Regions from separate parts of the Mus musculus genome. Here region 1 is linked to region 2. A link is a contact called in ENCODE POLR2A ChIA-PET data. All regions are on one chromosome and are shown on one strand. The core of a region is the stretch at or near the end of the contact, and the rest is flanking DNA. Distances in the headings are between cores, read along the strand shown. Region 1 holds the start of Rab3d (RAB3D, member RAS oncogene family). Region 2 holds the start of Ldlr (low density lipoprotein receptor).

Region 1 (5,034 bases), core at 476-2,975, 190 kb before region 2:
TCTGAGTTCAGGCTGAACTTGAAGTTACTACATACCTGAGTATGACCTTGAACTCCTGATTTCTGTCTTCCTCTACCTCCCAAATTCTGGAATTACAAATGTTAGCTACCATACCTAAAAGTCTGATTTTTTTTTTTTTTTTTTTTTTTTTTTTGAGACAGGGTTTCTCTGTGTAGCCCTGGCTGTCCTGGAACTCACTTTGTAGACCAGGCTGGCTTCGAACTCAGAAATCCACCTGCCTTTGCCTCTTCCTCCCCAGTGCCAGGATTAAAGGCATGTGCCACCACACCCGGCTCTGTTTGATTTTTTACATTTATTTATTCTTTTGTTTATTGCATGTGGAGATCAGAGGACAACTTGTGGGAATTGGTTCTCCTTCTACTCTGTTGGTCCCTGAAACCCTCATATCAGGCTTAGTAGCAACTGAATTCGAAATCTTGCTGTGTGGACTCTGGCAAATATCTACTTTTCTTTGATCCTCAGTTTCCTTATTTATATATATGAATACACTGTAGCTGTCTTCAGGCACACCAGAAGAGGGCATCAGATCCCATCACAGATGGTTGTGAGCCACCATGTGGTTCCTGAGATTTGAACTCAGGACCTCTGGAAGAACAGTCAGTGCTCTTAACTGCTGAGCCATCTCTCCAGCCCCAGTTTCCTTATTTCTAAAACATGTTTTAACTCCAAGAGCCCTTAGGCATGTTGAACAGAAGAATCTAGCACCCTTTAGAGCCAGACTCCTCCCACGTGGAACGGGGATTATGCCTAGGATTCAGGCCAGCACTGGGGAGATAGAGTAACCACTCTCTATATAAGAAGCCTTGGGCTCCATCCCTAGCACCGTGTAAAGCAGCATGGCTTTGTACACCTTCAATCCCAGACCTTGGGAGGTGGAGCCAGGGGAATCAGTTCACATTTACTCTTGGTACTTAAGGAGTTTGAGGCAAGCCTGGAAAACAAACAAAAAAATTTTAATTTTTAGAATTTTAAATTTTATTTTACATGAGTGTTTTGTCTGCACCACGTGGGCTCTTGCAGTTTGATGAAGTAAGAAGGGTCAGGTCTCCTGGAACTGGAGTTATTAGACACCATGTGAGTCCTGAGACTCAAACTCATATCCTCAACAAGAACAAGTGATTTTAACCGCTGAGACATCTCTCCAGCCCCCAAAAGTAAAAGGAATAAAACTATGGTTACACTAATCTTGTTATGAACCACTCGACAGAGGGAAACATTGAGGTTGAGAGAGGTTAAATATGTCAGGAGTCACAGTCCTAGAAAGGGGAGATGGGAATAGAACTCAGCTGCTGAGGTTTTCCTGTTAACACAGAATGCATAGAAAATGTTTTCTACCTCTAGTTAGGAAAGAGAGGCTCTGATGGGACTTAATGCCTCTTCCCGCTCCTCTGGGCTCTAGCTCAGGACCACAGACTTGCACTCCCAGATCCCTACCACCCCTCTCCTACCATACTACCAGGTCCCATCCTCTCAACTCCCTGCCCACCTCTGACGCCTCTTGAGGTGGCCCCGCCCCTGCCAGACCCCACCTCCGCCTGCAAGGCTCGCCCACTCAGCTAGGACTTTTGTGGCGTCCAAGCCTCCGACAGGCCACGCCCATCTCCTGGCTCCGTTGGCGGCGCCCACACCCGTAAGACCACGCCCACCGCCGGGCGCCAACTCTCAAGGCGCCCCGCCCCTTCTAGGCCCCACCCGCTCACCTCGCCTAGTCTTCTGCGGCCTCGCCCCCTCCGCCTGGGCGGAGCCGGCGCGGGATCCGGGTGTCAGTGTTGGCAGCGCCGGCAGCTGTGGGGCGAGGGTCGCAGCCCTGTGCGGGGCCGTAGCAACTTCGTGGGCGGATCCTGGTGTGCAAGGCGGGACCCGAGGTGAGCCCAGGAGCGAGTGCACCTGCCAACCCGCTGATACGCGCGTGCACTATGACAGGGTTGAACTGGGGTCCGCGCGAGCCTGGGTCCCGCACCCCCTGTCAGTGCTGCTGGCTCTTCTGGGTTCCCCGCACCCGGCAAGCTCTGCGAACGGTGGCGGGGTGGGCGAGAAGCCCAGCTTGGGGCCGAGCGACGGCGCCATATGGTGATGGGGGAGGCACTTGCTGGTGCACGCAGTGCAGTGACTGTTCGGGTGCCAACCTTGAGGGCTAGGGGACCCCTAGATGGCCCAGAAGAGAAGCCGTGGTGGGGCGGGGGCCAGCCTGGAGGCCCTGCCCGACGGACGCCTCAAACCCGTTCTCCCGGAACACAGGGTGGGGTTGGCTGCGTTCTCCTTAGAAATGCACGGAGTAGAGAAACAGAAAACACCGAAGGCCATTGAGAAATACTTTTGCTTGGGCTTCGGAGAGCAGCTCTAAGCTAGACAGCTGGAGAAAGCAAAGTGGGGGCGGGGGTGGGGGAGAGCTTGGAAGAACACCCTAGATTTGGATAAAACAGAATGCTGGAGTGTGGGAAGATATAAACAGGAGGATATGGGGTGGTGGGTTTTGCAGTCATTAAGTGGCTAGGATAATTCTCTTGGATTTGATGACTTTCAGTCCTGTCTTTGTGGACCATGGCTGGGGTGAGTCAGCTTTGGCCAAGAGGGAGCCAGGCCCGGCCCCTTTGACAAATAAAATGGTAGATACCCACTTGGGAGCCTAACTGGGCCTTTAAACCTTATGTTATATATATAGAAATTACCCTCACCCTGGGAGACAGGGAAAGGGTTACAGTGGATTTGGAGAGGACAGGACAGCACCCCAGAGGCAAGCACCAGCTAAATTCAACATCCAAGCCTTGATGGAAGGGGCTCTGTCTAGCTGGCAGTCACACACACACCTACACACCTGGCCATACCAGCTGCTTGCACTGGGCAAAGTCCAGCTTGCAGCCCGTGCAACTTCCTCACCACCACGGCCCCCCAGCCCCAACTGGCCCTGAGTTTTCACCTGTTACCTGGTCCTGCACCTGAAGGGAGAAGATCTGAACCTTCCACTATAAAGGTTCCATATTTCTTTCCTTTTTCTCTTTCTCTCTCTCTGTCCCTCTCTCTTTCTTTTTTCCTTCCTTCCTTCCTTCCTCCCTTCCTTTCTTTCTGAGACAAGTTCTCATATAACCCACCCCAGTTTGGTAAGGAACTTCCAATGTAACGCAGGATGGCTTTGAACGCCTGGTACTCTGTTTCCACTCTGTAGTGCTGAAATTACAGGTGTGCACATCACACCTGGTTTGCTGGGTGCTGGGGCTGAAAACGCAGGTGAGTGCTCTACTCCCCAGCCCTCAGCCTCACCTTTGTGTAAAGATTAAATAGCAACCACAGCCCTCTCACTGTGGTGTTTCTTTCTTATGCACAGCTGTGTCTCTTCAGAGACCCATGCCTGGTGCAGAGACTCAGCAGAAGTTTGTTGATGAATACCACAAGGATCATTAAGAAGGGCACAGTGGTGCACACCTGTAATCCACAGCTCCAGAGGCAGGGATCCACCACATGGGGAGTTTGAGGTCAGCCTGAGCTACCTGAGATCTTTCCTTAAAGAATAAAAGTGGAAAAAATGAGAAGGAGTAGAGAGATGGCTCAGCTGCTAAGAGCAGTTCTTTCAGACAACCTGACTTAGATTCTCAGAGCCCAGGTCAGGCAGTTTACAGCTGCCTCTAACTACAGCCCCGAGGTGGAGCCACGTCCCTGTCAACCCCATACACCAGTCACATATGCAGCCTTAGTCTTACTCCAGAGTGAGACCTTGTCTCAATAAATAAATAAAAATAAATAAAACTTTAAAACTAGGGCTAGGGGATGGCTTTGCAGGAAAAGGCACTTGCTGCCCAGCCTGATGACCTGCGTTTGATCCCAGATCCACGTGTCGGAAGATGTGATTCTTGAAACCAATGGACCCATAGACTCACCCTTACGGAAGCTGCCCTCTTACAGGAGTCCCCTCTTTGACATCAGGATTTCTGGTCTCCCCTCCAAGCAGATCCCACTGAGATGGCATCCGCTAGTGAGCCCCCTGCCAGCCCAAGAGACGCTGCTGACCAGAACTTTGACTACATGTTCAAACTGCTCTTGATCGGGAACAGCAGCGTGGGCAAGACATCCTTCCTGTTCCGCTATGCCGATGACTCCTTCACCCCTGCCTTCGTGAGCACAGTGGGCATCGACTTCAAGGTCAAGACGGTCTACCGACATGACAAGAGGATCAAGCTGCAGATTTGGGTGGGCTGAGTAGTCATGTGGGGAGTGGGAGGGCAGTCAGTAGAAAACCCCAGCACACACACACACAGAACAGCTTGGGGCCGGGAGGCGTCTTTTATCCCTGAGGGAAGTCCACCAGGGTGTGGGAGCATACCTCCCCAGAGCATCCTGGGGAGGCACAAGGTGGACAGAAGGTACTTCTTGGAAGTATCAGTGACTAGTGAGGTATCATTTGGGAACCATCTTGACTCCCATGGGGCTGCCAGGCTCAGTGCTACATCCTGTCCCTAGTCCGGTTGTTGATATCATTACGGTGACAAAGGGACCAGAAGCAGATCAAGATGATGGCCCGAGGCCCAGATGGCTCTTCTTTGTGACTGTTACATGGGTTCTCGGAAACCAGGTTAGGAAGCTCATAGATGAGGGACAGCCCTGCACAGTGGAGTCCGTCCAGGGAAGAGCTGAGTCAGAACTGAGTTTTCAAGATGGGACACGGGGGCTGGTGCTACACGGCCGGCAATGCGCATCAGACTGGGCCATGAGGGAACACCAGTATTCCTCCAATCAGATTGGACTGTGAGGGCAGGGCCATACCTCTCTGTCACACTAGGCCTGTGAAGGGAACACCACTCTTCTCCTATCAGATTGGGCCGCAAGAGTAGACCTGTGTCCCTTTCAGGGTCCCGCAGAGTCAGGTGGGGAGCAGGTGGCCCCTACCTAGCTGACTGACTGCTGTTTGCCCAGGACACAGCAGGCCAGGAGCGCTACCGGACAATCACCACGGCCTACTATCGCGGAGCTATGGGTTTCCTGCTCATGTATGACATCGCCAACCAGGAGTCCTTCACCGCG
Region 2 (4,433 bases), core at 819-3,318:
GGTTTTTCTAAACAGGGTTTCTCTGTATAGCCCTGGCTGTCCTGGAACTCATTTTGTAGACCAGGCTCCAGGCTGGCCTCGAACTCAGAAATCTGCCTGCCTCTGCCTCCCAAGTGCTGGGATTAAAGGCATGCGCCACCACCACCCGACTAGTGCATGGCGAATCTTAAAACAGACAAATCGTCCAGTTAACACATGTAACCCTAACATAGAGCAAGCTGTAGTCACCGTCGTTGCTATGAGCATGAGAGTCTGGGGAGACCAGCACCGGGGCCCTTGGCCTTCCGGTGAGATGGGAAACCTCAGCTCTTGCTCAAGACTTTATAAAATGGTTTTCTTTCTTTCTTCTTGTTAAAGAAGGCAATGATGGGTGAAACGCAAGCTGAGCAGGGTATCTGGTCTAGCCTTGTCTACAATTATAACAGGATAGCTAAGTGTTTGTCTCAGTGTTCAACCTCTCCCCTCTCCCTCTCTCTTAGTCCAGGGTTCACTGTATAGCCCTGCCTGCCCTGGAAATCACAGGAATCCACCTGCCTCTGCCTTCCAGGTGCTGAGACTACAGGTGTGCCCCAGGATGCCCAGCTCAGCCAGGCTGTCTCAAGGAAGCATCCCCAGGGATTGTCCAGTTGACAGCTACTCACAGCTAACTGAAGGGCACTCCTGCCAAGCTCCTGTGGGGTCAGAACCGAAGCTGGTTCTGAGGAGGAAAAAGCAATTAAAATGTTCTTGGCCAGCCAGGCTGACTGCAAGAAAAGCAGTAACCCAGGCATTCATGGACCCTGGTTCTATCCATGGTGTCCCCAAATCCAGGCATGGTGGCACATGCCTGTCATCCCAACACTCCCGAGCTGAGGCAGGAGAATTAGGGGCTAGAGACTACACAGTGACTTATAGGCCAGCCTAGGCTACATGAGACCCTGTCTATAAAGTGAGGGAGAGGTGGAGCACTTTTCCCAGTGCTGCAAAGAAGTTGTTGGTGAGATTGTAACACCATCTCCCTTCCTGTCCAAATTCCAACGCCTCTCCTAAAACTAAAGTCCACTTTATGGATCTGTCCAATCCTACACGTTCAGAGAGTGGGAACGAACCAGGCCTGCAAAAGTCTTTGCCAGGTCCCTGGCCCTCCCTGCCTGATGGTCTCAGCTACGGGTGTCTGGGTTGCCTGAGGCACATCTGCACCAAACCAGGGAAGTAGGGACAAGGTAGGGACTGAAGGCTCACAAGGAGGACCCAGCCGGCCCGGATGTGTAGCCCCACCCCACCCGGGAGGGTCGTGCAAGCCACGCCCCTGAACATCATCCTCTTCCTCCATTGGGCGAGGGGAGTGGCTCGAGGCTCGCCTGTTCCGGCTGCACCCAATAGGAGCTCGGGGGTGCGGTGGGAGGTGGGGTTAGGGCGGAGTTTTGGGGCACGCGGCAGTAGCCGGGTTTGAGTGCAGTGTGGAGACCCCCAAGTCCTGTAACTACGACTAGCGACCCCAAAGTTGAACAGCTGGGCCTGGGTCTCCCCAGCCCTTAAAACGAATGATGGGACCCCTCCTCTTGGATTCCCTCACACATAGCTCTGAAAGACACCTCTGACTTGGGAGAGCACCCACCGGACTCCCCAAACCCACTCTGACCCCCTACAGCTCTGGCACCCTATTTCCAAAACACTTCCCTCCAGCCACGTGGGAAGGACATCACATCAAGTTCGCACGAATGGTTGTATTTCTCGACCAAAAATAAAACCACTCGGGGCTCTCCGAGTTCAGGACGGCTGCCCCTGACCCCGGGCAGGCTCCTGGCGCAAAGCCTTACCTGCAACTCCGGCAGCAGCCAGGAGCAGGGCGATGACCCAGCGACGCATCAGATCCGCGGTGCTCATCCTTAGCTTCTGCGTTGCGTCCTCACTCGGATCACAGACCCCGAAATGTTCCCGCTGCAAACACTGGATCGCGGGCCCCACGGTGTCTCGGCTGCGAATCTGGGCTCGCAAGCCTCACGGTGTCCCGGCTGCAAACTACGCCGCACGCCCAGAGTCATTCCCAGTACTAGGGGCGAGGTTTCCAGGCGGGGGAGGAGTCTGCAATGGGGTGATTTTCAAAAATCTTCACCTCACTGAGCGGGGAGGAGCTTGGAACGGCCGATGTGACATCGTCTCTTTTAACCCCTGAAGCTCCCGCAGCAGTGGGAAGTTCCTCAAATTCCTCCCACAGAATTTCACCGCTTCCCGGACACTTAGCCGCCCGCGTTGCTGTTTGAGTGTTCAAGGGACGACCCACGCCCTTCCACACCCTGGGTCGCCTTCTGACGCTTTCCTTTCCACCTCCAAAGCAAAACAGAAGTATGCGAAGCCCCCTCCCACCCCCGACCCCTACACTTCTTGCAGCAAGTTTGCTTTCCTGTCTAGGAATGGGCACATAGATTTCTGACCCAAGTACAGTTGCAGGTTTTATCTGGATCCGTCCATAAACACAAACACTCAGCGAGAAATGTATATAAAACGCGGCGGCGTGTGCGGGTGAGCGAGTTGGCTCAGTGGGTGAGGGTGCAAGCCTGAAGACCTGAGTTTGATCCCAGGGATCCACATACTGGAAGGAGAGAGAACCAGAACCAACTCCAGCAAATTGTCCTCTAACTTCCACACACACTCCCCTGTACTAATTAATTAATTAGAAAGAAGAAACATTACTTGGTTTGGGGGGTAGGACCCAGTAGTTAGAATAATTATAATTATTAATGGAAGAATTCCATAGCAAGATATGGTAACACTGAAACTAGGAAGAAGGCAGGCAGATCTCTGTGAGCAAAGTCCAAACTGGTCTGGACAGCAAGTTCCAGACTAGCCTGGGCTACACAGATTCTGTTTCCTCCTCCTCTTCTTTCCTTCTTTCTTTCTTTTCTTTCCTTTTCTTCTTTTGTTTTGTTTCTGTTTCTGTTTGTTTTGTTTTTCAAGACAAGGTTTCTCTGTGTAGCCCTGGTTGTCCTGGACTCTGTAGACCAGGCTGGCCTAGAACTCAGAGATCTGCCTGCCTCTAACTCCTGAGTGCTGGGATTAAATGTTGAGTGTTTACTACCACCCCACTACCACCTGTCAAGAGACCCTGTTTCAAAGCTAAAGTTGAAATTATTTTAAATAATTCATCTGAGAATCAATGGGTTCCTTCCTGTGTTGACAGAAATGTTGATTTTTGGTTTATTTCCTTAGGCACCTGCTGGTACCGCTTTATCCTGTTACAAGGAGTTGAACACACAGAAGGGCATCTCTTCCCTCGAAGCAAAACCAACCACATGTGGCCTTTTTCCCCTCTTGACACTGGATGGCTAAACCAGAAGGCTGTCTGCCATGGATAGAGAAGTTTTGATGAATCAAAGGCTTAGGGATTTTCTAAAAGGGACTCAGATTCTGTCCCTGCCTAGCTCCCTGCAGAACAAACCAGGGCTAGTGTGTTGGCTTAGTGCATGCAGCCAGGACTGACCTGATGTGAGTTCAAATCCGAGGACCCACATGAGAGGAGAGAACTCGTCCCTGTGACCTGCACATTCATATTGTGATGTGTCACAGGCAGTAATAAAAAAGTAAATAATACATAATGCAAAACAAACTACCAGAAGCTGAACCGTGAGACAGGAGAGAGAACGGGACACACTGCATTGGGTTGGTAGGGTACCTGGCTTCGTCCCCAGCATCACGTAAACCAAGCCTGTTGTCACAATCTGTGGTCTCAGCACTCCCCGAGGGAGGCAGGAGGACCATGAGGATAGCCTCAGCTACACAGATAGTAGAAGCCAGAAGACAGAAAGGTGTAAAAAGCTGCTTTTGTGAGTTGATTTCTCTCGGTTTTTGTTTGTTTGTTTGTTTGTTTGTTTTTGAGACAGGGTCTCTCTATTACATGGCTCTGGCTGTCCTGGAACCCACTATGTAGGCCAGGCTGGCCTCAAACTCAGAGAGATCCATCTGCCTGTCAAAGACATGTGCCACCGCCCGAACAGCTTGGTTCTTTTTCTCCCTTGAGTTTTGAGGCGCTTATGCGTGTGCTCACACGTATATGTAGGCCAGAGTTCAACGTCAGGTGTCCTCCTTGGTTGCCTCTCACCTAATTAAAACTCATGGTATTACTGAATTTTGTGTGTGTACACACATGCCCATGAGTGCTGGGGGTCAGCTAACAGCTTACAGAAGTCCGTTTTCTCCTGAGTGGGTCTCCGTCCCAGCCTGCCACACATGGCAGTTCACACATGGCAGCTCCCTGGCTTGGCAACAGGAGACTCACTATAAATAACCTGTAACTCCTGGGCTCAGTGATCCCCTTTCTCTGTCTCCTGAACAGCTGGGACTCCCCCTCCTCTGCCTTGCCCTCCCCACTGGGCCTCCTTAGAGTCACCAGGAAGGAATCTCTTCCCTGAAGTCAAGCTGTGTGCTGAGCTGGTCACAGTGGCCGGGGCCTTCCA

Evidence for each region. ChIA-PET counts read pairs that join two places held with the same protein, here RNA polymerase II (POLR2A).
Region 1: POLR2A ChIA-PET joins it to region 2 with 13 read pairs in embryonic stem cell. The contact joins the promoter of Rab3d here to the promoter of Ldlr in region 2. POLR2A ChIA-PET finds 5 or more read pairs at or near these places in 4 of 5 experiments (Patski and embryonic stem cell).

The regions. Positions count from the first base shown.
Region 1 is chr9:21,914,874-21,919,907 of GRCm38, reverse strand. Rab3d (RAB3D, member RAS oncogene family) reads left to right here and starts at 1,725. Exons shown (of 5, transcript NM_001324531.1): 1 at 1,725-1,886; 2 at 3,965-4,203; 3 at 4,927-5,034. The coding sequence starts at 3,976.
Region 2 is chr9:21,721,211-21,725,643 of GRCm38, reverse strand. Ldlr (low density lipoprotein receptor) reads right to left here and starts at 2,068. Exons shown (of 18, transcript NM_010700.3): 1 at 1,800-2,068. The coding sequence starts at 1,866. Gm26511 (a long non-coding RNA gene) reads left to right here and starts at 2,288. Exons shown (of 4, transcript XR_001779098.2): 1 at 2,288-3,803; 2 at 4,313-4,433.